Linked DNA regions of Homo sapiens: region 1 is linked to region 2. Evidence: read pairs that join two places in POLR2A ChIA-PET (ENCODE). Cell type or tissue: OCI-LY7. All regions are shown on one strand. Each heading gives the region's core, and the rest is flanking DNA. Links, peaks and the distances in the headings are about the cores only. Region 1 has its middle 130 kb from the start of DDHD1-DT. Region 2 overlaps LOC105370502 (a long non-coding RNA gene).

Evidence for each region. Peaks named below come from ENCODE experiments on the same cell type or tissue, not always from the same donor. Only the 100,000 strongest peaks of a DNase experiment are listed, where the experiment ranks them.
Region 1: POLR2A ChIA-PET joins it to region 2 with 5 read pairs; 1 of 35 experiments calls an interaction of 5 or more read pairs at or near these places.

What each region holds. Positions count from the first base shown.
Region 1 is chr14:53,275,944-53,281,325 of GRCh38, reverse strand. No RefSeq gene overlaps it. Among named protein-coding and RNA genes, the nearest start is that of DDHD1-DT, 130 kb to the right of the region's middle. In OCI-LY7, for the core only: no CTCF peak of the experiment used is centred there; a DNase peak (open chromatin) is centred at 2,035.
Region 2 is chr14:53,214,774-53,220,155 of GRCh38, reverse strand. All of the region lies in intron 5 of LOC105370502 (a long non-coding RNA gene), which reads right to left. Among named protein-coding and RNA genes, the nearest start is that of DDHD1-DT, 64 kb to the right of the region's middle. RefSeq lists a silencer at 2,246-2,665. In OCI-LY7, for the core only: CTCF peaks have their summits at 2,214 and 2,422; a DNase peak (open chromatin) is centred at 2,535; H3K4me3 peaks cover 1,388 bases; H3K27ac peaks cover 821 bases.

The sequences.
Region 1 (5,382 bases), core at 117-5,116, 61 kb before region 2:
AATAACTTAATGCCAACAAATTTGAAAAATGAGATAAAATGGACAAATTCTTTGAAAAATACAACTTACCAAAACTGACAAAAGAAGAAATTGAAAATCTGAAGAGTCCTAGATCTAGCAAAGAAATTGAATCCATAATTGAAAACCTTCCAACAAAGAAACTCTAAGCCTTGATGGCTTTGCTAACAAATTTTCCAAATGTGCCCCAGAGCTCCACACAACCTTGTCATATCCTGACCTTGCCACCTCAATGCTCAGATCCTCACCGTTGTGCTTCACTTTGAGACCACAATGACCAATGCCATCATTTCCAATATCTCCATTTATGTAAGTCATCTTCTGGAGCCCAAGATCATCTCCCCACACTTTCATCTCCTTATAGAGCTGTACATCTCTTAATTGGATTCCATGTCTTCCTTTCCCCAATTTTCAAAACCTTTCAACTATTCCCTCTGGAATTGACAGGCCACTATCAGCTGAACCACCTGTAAACACAATCTCTTCTCTGAATAATCCTTTTACCTTGTTGCTCTAATTGAAAACTGTCTCTAGGCCAGGCACGGTGGCTCATGCCTATAATCCTAGCGCTTTGGGAGGCTGAGGTGGGAAGATCACTTGAATCCAGGAGTTCAAGACCAGCCTGAGTAACATAGTGAGATCTTGTCTCTACAAAAGTTAAAAAAAAAAAAAAAAAAAAAAACTGGGAGTGGTGGCATGCACCTATAGTCCCAGCTACTTAGTGGCTGAGGTGGGAGGATCACCTGAGCCTGGGAGTCTGAGGCTGCAGTGAGCTATGATCATGACACTGCTCTCTAGCATGGGCAACAGAGTGAGACCCTGTCTCTAAAAAAGTAAATAAGAAAACTATCTTTTTCCTGAGGCTACTGCTTTCCCTTCAGCCCTCTCAGATGACAGCTGATTTCTTTCCCACAGTCCTTGTACCTGTGTCTAGAATGTGGATAAATGTTCAGCTTCCTCTTCAGTACCACTTCTCTAACATGGTCCCTACTTTCTTTAAAAATCCCTGTCTTGAAAATCATGTCTCAGACTCCACTACTTTCTACCCTTCCTTTTTGTAGCCATTTACAGACCCCTGAATCATCCCTAACATGTCTTGAAGAATATTAGCACCTGGCCACTATCACTTTTTCATAATATTTCTGACACATTACTTGGCAATTTCAATGTCCAGGGTGATAATTCTTCTAACCTCTAGCTTTTCAGTTCATTAGCCTCTGCTTCCCAATCTTGTTCTCCACTCTACTTCAGTTAAACACTCTGTTTCTGTTTTGTTTTTTTGAGACGGAATCTCACTCTGTCTCCCAGGCTGGAATGCAGTGACATGATCTCAGCTCACTCCAACCTCCACCTCCTGGGTTCAAGCGATTTTCCTGCCTCAGCCACCCTAGTAGCTGGGATTACAGACATGCGCCACCACACCCTGTTAATTTTTGTATTTTTAGTAGAGACGGGATTTCACCATGTTGGCCAGACTGGTATCAAACTCCTGGCCTCAAGTGATCCACCTGCCTCGGCCTCCCAAAGTGCTGGGGTTACAGGCATGAACCACACTGCTCCTGGCCTCAGTTAAACACTCTTGTGGACCTACCCGAGGCCATGTTTTTAGCCATAACCATAGATCATGTTTTTATTCATTGCTTCCCTTCCCCCTATACCTATCTTAGCTGCCGTAAACTATTATAATCAATCCCTACCATATACCCTCAACCTTCTTGTCCTCTAATCCTGAATCCATTTGTGATGTAAACTGTGAGCTACTCTGCACCTGTAGCTAAATGAAGGTAGAGAAAAGCACATAAACCCGCTGATTGATCTTTATTTAAATTATTGATGCCTGACCTCAAGTAGGGAACCCTACTGCATTTCTCTACTCCACTGATCACTCCTCTTCTCACCTTAAACTTCTTTCCTTCTCTACATAAATCAGTTCATGACCTTGTGTAAGGAACATGGCTGCGCTGCAGCCAAGCAGACATAGGCAAGGTAAACATCCTGCATGACTCAGCGGGATTGTAGCACAGGCGCACACTATGTAGCCATAACATGGGAAGGCTCATCATTTGGCTGTAAGCCACTATTGTCTGTAAAAGGTATAATTTCCCTGCTGACACTGTACAGGCACACTCACACCCAGAGAAACAGTCAGAGATGTTGGTCTTGCAAGTGGACAGGGGGGTGCCAGGACACAGCTCAGCTTGCTTGTGCCCAGAGGGAAAGAGTTGAGCTGCTAACCCTGAAGGGAGAGCTAGCCATGCAGCTGTACATGGGAGTGGCCGGAGGAAGCAGCCGAGATAGTAAAAACAGTGTAAAAGAGCTGCTGAATAAAGCCATATTTCATCTACATACATTCTTTCAGCTATCTGCCACCCATCCACCCACTCCCTGTGGACCTCAGCATGGGCTGAAACCTGACCCTAGACCTGAAAATTGGCATAGTCGGCAGGATGAGATGAGTAGGTCTTCAGCCACTGAGGGCTCCCAGGTCAGCTGTGTAGCGCAGCACTGGCTGTGGTACCCAGTGGAAGTGGTACTGCTAGGATAGGCCCCAGTGGAAATGTGGGAGGCGGTGGACAGGTCTACCGAGAGTATAGAGAAAGTACTGAAGCAGCTGGAAGCATGCAGCACTGAGAAGGAACGCACCTTCGCTGGCACAGTTGAATGGTTGTTTTTGATGGCACTGCCAGTCTCTACCAGAGGCTTCCCAGGTAAGGGACCTCCAGGCACAAGCCACATGTCTGGGGGCCCAAATTCACAGCTTGGAGCAAAACCTGGGGGTGAAGGACCTCTAGGCATAAGCAGGGTACTTAGAGGCCCAGAGAAACAGTCCAGAACAGGAGTTAGCAACAGCTGTGAGTGCGACCTTGAGCCCATCCTCCCGGCTGGAAACACCTGTTAGGTCTGATGCTGAGGAGGAGGAGGAGGCTCCCCAGCTGCGGGCTCACCCCGTGATCTGTCAGAAGATAGAACATGAGCATCTGATGGGACCCCAGGGGAGAGCCCAGGGACCCCTCACAGTGGTGGAACACACCTCTTATTGTGCTTACACCCCCACTGAGTTGTGGAAGTTAGGTAAGCAATGCCAGCAACATCCAGGGGAGCCCCTCTCTGCCTGAATGCTCCATCTCTGCGATGAAGGAGCTGACACGTTTCCTGCTCCACCTCCAAGATGAAAAAGCTGGCTTCTTTAATTACAGTCTGAACTGATGCACGTGAAATAGCAAAAACTGTCAGTAGATAGCAGTCGTATACTGATTTGGTGCAAGTACCCCATGAGCTGGGTATGCGGCAGGCTATGTTTGATCCAAATACCTGGGGCCAGATGATGAACACTTTGTCTCCCACATGAGGGATCTTATGCTGGGCTCAGCCCCACTGAGTGCTTTTGCCTCTCTAGCCACTGTTCTCACCCTGTATGTGGAGGGCTGCATACATGAAGTGACTATTACTATGGCAACTCTCGGGGAGACAGAAGGCCATTGGCAGGACTGGGGAGTTTGTACCATAAAGAAGGTGAACACTCCTCATCCACAGGTAACCACCCCATGAGATAAAAAGGGGTCCCAGCAGGTGACCCACATGCAGATGTGGATTGATTTAATTGCAGCAAGGGTTGCTCAGGAGAAAATTGACAGGCAACCCAATGCAATGCTATTGGCTCTGTGGAGGCAACTTTCCCTGGAGCAGCAATTCTGGAAAATGCCCAAGAGGGGGCAAAACAATGTTGCTCAAACCAGCCCCACCTGGACGCTTCAACTCAAGGACTATTTGCAGACAGACAAAGATGCAGGGCCATTCCTGTTTGATTAGGGAACCGGCCGAGATGGCCGGCTTGTGAGGGAACCAGATGACCAGAGGCCATATGTGGAGCTGGCAATCCTCTGGTCCCCAACTAATGTACAGTGGGTCCTAGCACTGGTAGATACTGGTGCAGACTGCAGTCTTGTTTATGGGAACCTGGGTAGGTTTCCGGGCAAAGCTGCATTTATTGATGGTTATGAGGGCCAGTCAGTGAAAGTGAAATCTGTGTCTCTGCATCTTGGCAATGGCCACTTGGCTGCCCGCCTATATGCTGTGTATGTCTCTCCCATACCTGACTATATTCTAGGGGCAGACATTTTGCATGGACTTACACACCACAGCCAGAGAATTCAGACTCTGAGTTCATGTAGTAAAGCTGGTACTGCATGGGCATACACATCACCAGCCCCAAGTTCTGCCACAACCCTTATGAGTTACCTCCACTTGTCAATACCATTTGCCAGGGGGCATATGGAGATAACTGAGACTATTAAGAAGTTAGAGGAGGTGCAAATTGTGTGTAGCACCCATACCCCTATAATTTCCCAGTATGGCCAGTCAGAAAGCCTAATTGGATTTGGCAGATGACAGTGGATTATCAGGAACTGAATAAAGTACCACCCCCTCTGCATGTAGCTGTATCCTCCATCATTTATTTGATGGACCACTTGACAATGAAATTGGAACAGTATCACTTTGTGGTAGACTTAGCTAATGCATTATTCTCCATTAACATTGCTCCAGAGAGCCAAGAACAGTTTGCCTTTATGGGAGGGCGACAATGGACTTTCACAGTGTTCCTGCAGCGCTATATGCATAGCACCATCATATGTCATGGTCTTGTTAATGATGTTATGCTAACCTCTGATTCTCTTGCAGGTTTAGAAATGGCAATTCCCCTCTTGCCTGGGATTGAGATGATGCAGCTGAGACAGTCTTTCTGGTACCCAAGCGGGATACTTAGCAGGCACAAAGCCTTACGGGTAGTTAGCCAGGAGTGCCCATTTGAACTTGATGTGCATGTGACCACAGATAGTTTCAGTTAGGGCCTATAGCAGCACACAGGGCACCTGAATATGCCAGTAGGTTTTTGGTCCCAACTATGGAAGGGAGCTGAGCTCTGGTATTCCTTGATAGAAAAGCAGTTAGTAATAGCAAAATGGGTGCATTCATGGATAACAACCCCCCGGACTGGGAAAACAGTCAGTAACTGCATATGCTGCCCTTCAGGCTCATAAGAACATGGCAAGACAGGCTACAGTCATCACGTAGATGACTTACCCAACAGCAGGGTAGGTACGTTCATGGGTAACAACCCTGCAGACTGGGATGGCACAGACATCCACTTGAGCAAAGTGGGGTGCCTACTTGGAGCAGCAAAGTACACTGAGTGCAAGTCCCTTAGTAGCAGAGTTACAAGAGGTCTTGAAGCCTATAGTCCTAATGCAAGATAAGGCCGTGGGACCTGAGCTACCTCCCCATTCCTGATGGAGCATAGTATACAGACAGGTCTAGCCATAGTACTGCTGCTGCCTGGGTTGCTGCTGCAGTCCAGCCTAGTAC
Region 2 (5,382 bases), core at 275-5,274:
CAGTGGCTAATGCCTGTAATCCCAGCAATTTGGAAGGCTGAGGCAGGCGGACCACCTGAGGTCAGGAGTTTGAGAACAGCCTGACCAACACGGAGAAACCCCATCTCTACTAAAAATACAAAAATTAGCTGGCTGTGGTGGTGCATGCCTGTAATCCCAGCTACTCGGGAGGCTGAGGCAGGAGAATCGCTTGAACCCAGGAGGCAGAGGTTGTGGTGAGCCGAGATTGCGCCATTGCACTCCATCCTGGGCAACAAGAGCAAAACTCCATCTCAAAAAATAGTAATAATAAAATTAAATAAAAAATTAAAAATAAATAAAAAGAGGAGCAATGGAACAAATATTTAGGGAAAGAGATGCTTTGAGCCCCAAATCACTCCAGGTGGATAGCACCCTAATCTTAATTTAAATGTTACTGCTTATAACAGAAGAGCTCATTCTAGCTAGGCATGGTGGCTCATGCCTGTAATCCCAGCACTTTGGGAGGATGAGGTGAGGGGATTTCTTGGGATCAGGAGTTCAATACCAGCCTGGGCAACATAGCGAGAGCATGTCTTTGAAAAAAAAATTTTTTTAATTAGCCAGGCATGGTGGCACTTACCTGTAGTCCCAGCTACTCAGGAGGCTGAGGTGGGACGATTACTTGAGCCCAGGAGGTCAAAGCTGCAGTAAGCCATAATTGCACCACTGCACTCCAGCCTGGGCGACATAGTGAGACCCAGTCTCAAAAACAAAACAAAGCAATACAAAAAAAAAACCTCACCCTGCCTTTTGATTAAAGGGATAAAGTGAGGAAAGAAGTGGGTTTTTTTATTTGCTACGTACAGAAGGATTCAATTCAGATCAGTTCAATTTAACAAATATTTGTTGAGCCCTACTCTATATCAGACATTATTAGGTACAGAAGATATGAATAAAATGTCTGTCTTCAGGAAGTTCAAAGTCTGCAGAGAAAGACTAGTAAACCAAAATTTTATGAGACCATAATGAAACACTATTACACATCCACCAGAATGTCTACAATTTAAAACTCACACAATACCAAATATTGATGAAGATATGAAGCAACAGATTTTTGGTGGGAGTGTAAATGGTATAATCATTTTGGGGAAAAGTACAGCAGTTTTTTTAAAAACAAAAACTAAATGTAAATATTCTATGACCCAAAAATATCAGTCATATAATTGAGTGTGTGCGTGTGTGTATCAACAAAAAGACCTTCACAGGAATATTCATAGTAGCTTTGTTCACAATAGCCAGAAACTGGAAACAGCCCAGGTGTGCTTCAACTGAAGAATGGATTTTTAGAATTTAGTATATCTATACAATGGAATATTACTTGGTAATTTAAAGACTTTTAAAAAATAATGACCCTGCCAGATGAGGTGGCTCACGCCTATAATCCTAGCACTCTGGGAGGCCGAGGCGGGCAGATCACCTGAGGTCAGGAGTTCGAGACTAGCCTGTCCAACATAGTGAAACCCTGTCTCTACTAAAAATACAAAAATTAGCTGGCGTGATGGCACACGCCTGTCGTCCCAGCTACTAAGGCAGGAGAATCACTTGAACCCAGGAGGCGGAGGTTGCAGTGAGCCAAGATCGTGCCACCACACTCCAGCCTGGGCAACAGAGTGAGAATCTGTCACAAAATAATAATAATAATAATAATAACCCTGTCTCTACTGAAAAACATAAAAAATTAGCCAGAGGTCGTGATGCATACCAGCAGTGCTAGCTACTTGAAAGGCTGAGGCAGGAGAATTCCTTGAGCTCAGGAGCTCAAGTCTGCAGTGAGCTATGACTGCACCACTGCCCCCCAGCCTGGGTGACAGAGTGAGATCCTGAATCTAAAAGCAAACAAAAAAAAATTACTGATACATACAACCTATGTATCTCAAAAACATTATGCTGAGTAAAAGAAGTCTTACATGAAAGAGTACAGTTCAATGGATATAAAGTTCTATAACAGGCAAAACTAGTTGGAAGAAAATCAGAATAGTCATTGCCTCTAAAGGAGATTATTTCCTGGGAAGGGGCTTGGGTACACTTTTCGGGGTGGGGGTAATGTTCTATATCTTGATAGGTGTGTAGGTTACTCACATGTATTGAGAGGTGACAACATGCTAGCAGCCCTCACTGGCTCTCGGCGCCTCCTCAGCCTTGGCGTCCACTCTGGCCATGCTCAAGGAGCCCTTCAGCCCGCCACTGCGCTATGGGGGCCCCTCTCTGTGCTGGCTGAGGCTGAAGCCAGCTCCCTCTGCTTGTGGAGAGGTGTGGCGGGAGAGGCGGGGGCGGGAACCAGGGCTGAACGCGGCTAGTTCCGGGTGGGCGCAGGCTCCGAGGTCCCGCACTGAGAGCAGCCCGCCGGCACCGCCGGCCCGGGCAGTGAGGGGTTTAGCACCCGGGCCAGCAGCTGCGGAGGGTGCGCCGGGTCCCCCAGCACTGCTGGCCTGCCCCCGCGGAGCTTGAATTCTTGCTGGGCCTCAGCCGCCTCCCCGTGTGGCAGGGCTGGGGACCTGCAGCCAGCCATGCCCAAGCCCCGCCCCGGGCTCCCGCCAGCCCGACCCTACCCGACCGGCGCCGCCCCCTGCTCCTAGGCGCCCGGTCCCATCCACTGCCCAAGGACTGAGGGGTGTGGGCGTGCCTGCGCGGGACTGGCAGGCAGCTCTGCTAGCGTGTCCCCAGCACAGGATTCACTAGGGGAAGCCAGCTGGGCTCCTGAGTCAGTTGGGGACTTGAGAGAACTTTTATGTCTAGGGGAGGATTGTATATGCACCAATCAGCACTCTGTGTCTAGTGGGAGAGGGGGGGTTGTAGATGCACCAATCAGCACTCTGTATCTAGCTAATCTGGTGGGGACTTGGAGAACTTTTGTGTCTAACTAAAGGATTGTAAGTGCACCAATCAGTGCTCTGTGTCCAGCTCAAGATTTGTAAACGCACCAATCAGCACTCTGTATCTAGCTAATCTGGTGGGGACTTAGAGAACTTTTATGTCTAGCTGAAGGATTTTAAATATACCAATCAGCACTCTGTGTCTAGCTCAAGGTTTGTAAAAGCACCAATCAGCACTCTGTGTCTAGCTCAAGGTTTGTAAACACACCAATCAGTGCTCTGTGTCTGGCTAATCTAGTGGGGCCTTGGAGAACTTTTACATCTAGCTAGAGGATTGTAAATACACCAATCAGCAATGTGTGTCTAGCTCAGGGATTGTAAACGCACCAATCAGCTCTCTGTAAAACGGACCGATCAGCTCTCTGTAAAACTGACCAATCAGCAGGATGTGGATGGGGCCAGATAAGGGAATAAAAGCAGGCTGCCCCAGCCAGCAGTGGCAACCCGCTCAGGTCCCCTTCCACACTGTGGAAGCTTTGTTCTTTCACTCTTTGCAATAAATCTTGCTGCTTCTCACGCTTTGGGTCCACACTGCCTTTATGAGCTGTAACACTCACTGCAAAGGTCTGCAGCTTCACTCCTGAGGCCAGCAAGACCACGCGCCCACTGGGAGGAATGAACAACTCCAGACGGGAGGAATGAACAACTCCAGACGCACTGCCTTAAGCACTGTAACACTCACCACGGAGGTCTGCAGCTTCACTCCTGAAGCCAGTGAGACCACGAACCCACCAGAAGGAAGAAACTCCGAACACGTCCGAACATCAGAAGGAACAAACTCCAGACACACCATCTTTAAGAACTGTAACACTCACCGCGAGGGTCCGCGGATTCATTCTGGAAGTCAGTGAGACCAAGAACCCACCAATTTTGGACACAGTATGATTTAGTGAATCTCATGGTACACTTAAGATCACCACTGCACCCCAGCCTGGGCGACAGAGTGAGACCCTGAATCTTAAAAAAAAAAAAAAAAAAAAAATGTACTGATACATACAACCTATGTATCTCAAAAACATTACGCTGAGTAAAAGAAGTCTTACATGAAAGAGAATATACTGTACAGTTCAATTTATATAAAGTTCTATAACAGGCAAAACTAGTTGGAAGAAAATTGGAATAGTCACTGCCTCTAGAAGAGAAGACTTCCTGGAAAGGGGCTTGAGTACAGTTTTCAGGGTCAGGGTCATATTCTATATCTTGATAGGTGTGTAGGTTACTCACATGTATGATTTAGTGAATCTCATGGTACACTTAAGATTTGTGCATTTCACATTTCATTGTACATAAATTTAACATGAAATTTTAAAATAAGAATTACAAACAAATATAGAACTCTATATGTTATGTAGGAACTCTGAGTGATATGTATTCTGAGTTATTTGGAAAAAAGTATATCGATATCTGCAACTTACTTTGAAAAGCATTTTTCTAAAAACGTGGATTGATGGATAGAGAGAGAGATGTGACAAAGTAAGCACAATAAAACATTAATTGTGTGATCACTGCAAAATTCTTTCAACTTTTCTGCTTGAAAATTTTCCTCATAAAATGTTGAAGAAAATTATATGCAAGTGTAAAGATGTGTAAGGCTCAGAGGTACAGAGAAGGCAATTCACTCTAGCTTTGGAGGAAAGTGGGGAGATGTCAGAGACAATGTCAATGAAATGGTGATGTCTGAGTTGTGTTCTGAATGAACAAGCTTTCACCAGGCAGTCAAATAAGTTGGTGAATAAGATGTTTTGGTAGCTACAAGTAGTCTCATCTTGATGGACATGGGTATATAGATAAGAGTTACCAGAGATGGACATAACGTTATAAGCAGAGGTCAAATTATAGAGTTGTCTGTGCCATTCTAAAGTTTTGTCTTATCAGTGATGGAGGGTTATTGTAAAATAGGCTATGGTGTGGTCTGCTTTGCGCTTTAGAAAGATCATGCTGAAAACAGTATGAAAGAGAAACTTTCAACCACAAGCCTGGAGGAGGAAAAACCAGGATGAAGACCATTGCAATAGACCAGATAAGGGGTATTAGTGGACTGATTTAGGGCAGTGGAAGTGCAAGTGATGAGAACACATTGGACTTGAAAACTGTTTAAGAGCTAAGGTTGACAGGAGATAAAATTGACAAAGCTAGTGATTGAGTGTACATGTGAAGTGAGAGAAAAAGGAAGAGTTGAGGATGATTCTCAAGGTTCTGAGTAAACAATGACAGAATCTAAAGGTGGGGGGCAAGTTTTAGGTGAGTAAATATGCAATTTGGGAAATGTTTATTTTTTAATGCCTATATGAAATGTCCAGGTACACCTGTTCAGGAGGCTATTAGATATATAACCTTGGCCTTAGTAGGGAAGTCAGTATTGGGTTGATTGATTTTATTTGCTTTTTATTATCTATTCACACTTTAATTCATTTCAAAGATGATTTGGGACATAACAACCAATATATAGTGTCAGGTTCATGACTATGCCAATTGTCATGTTGAGGTC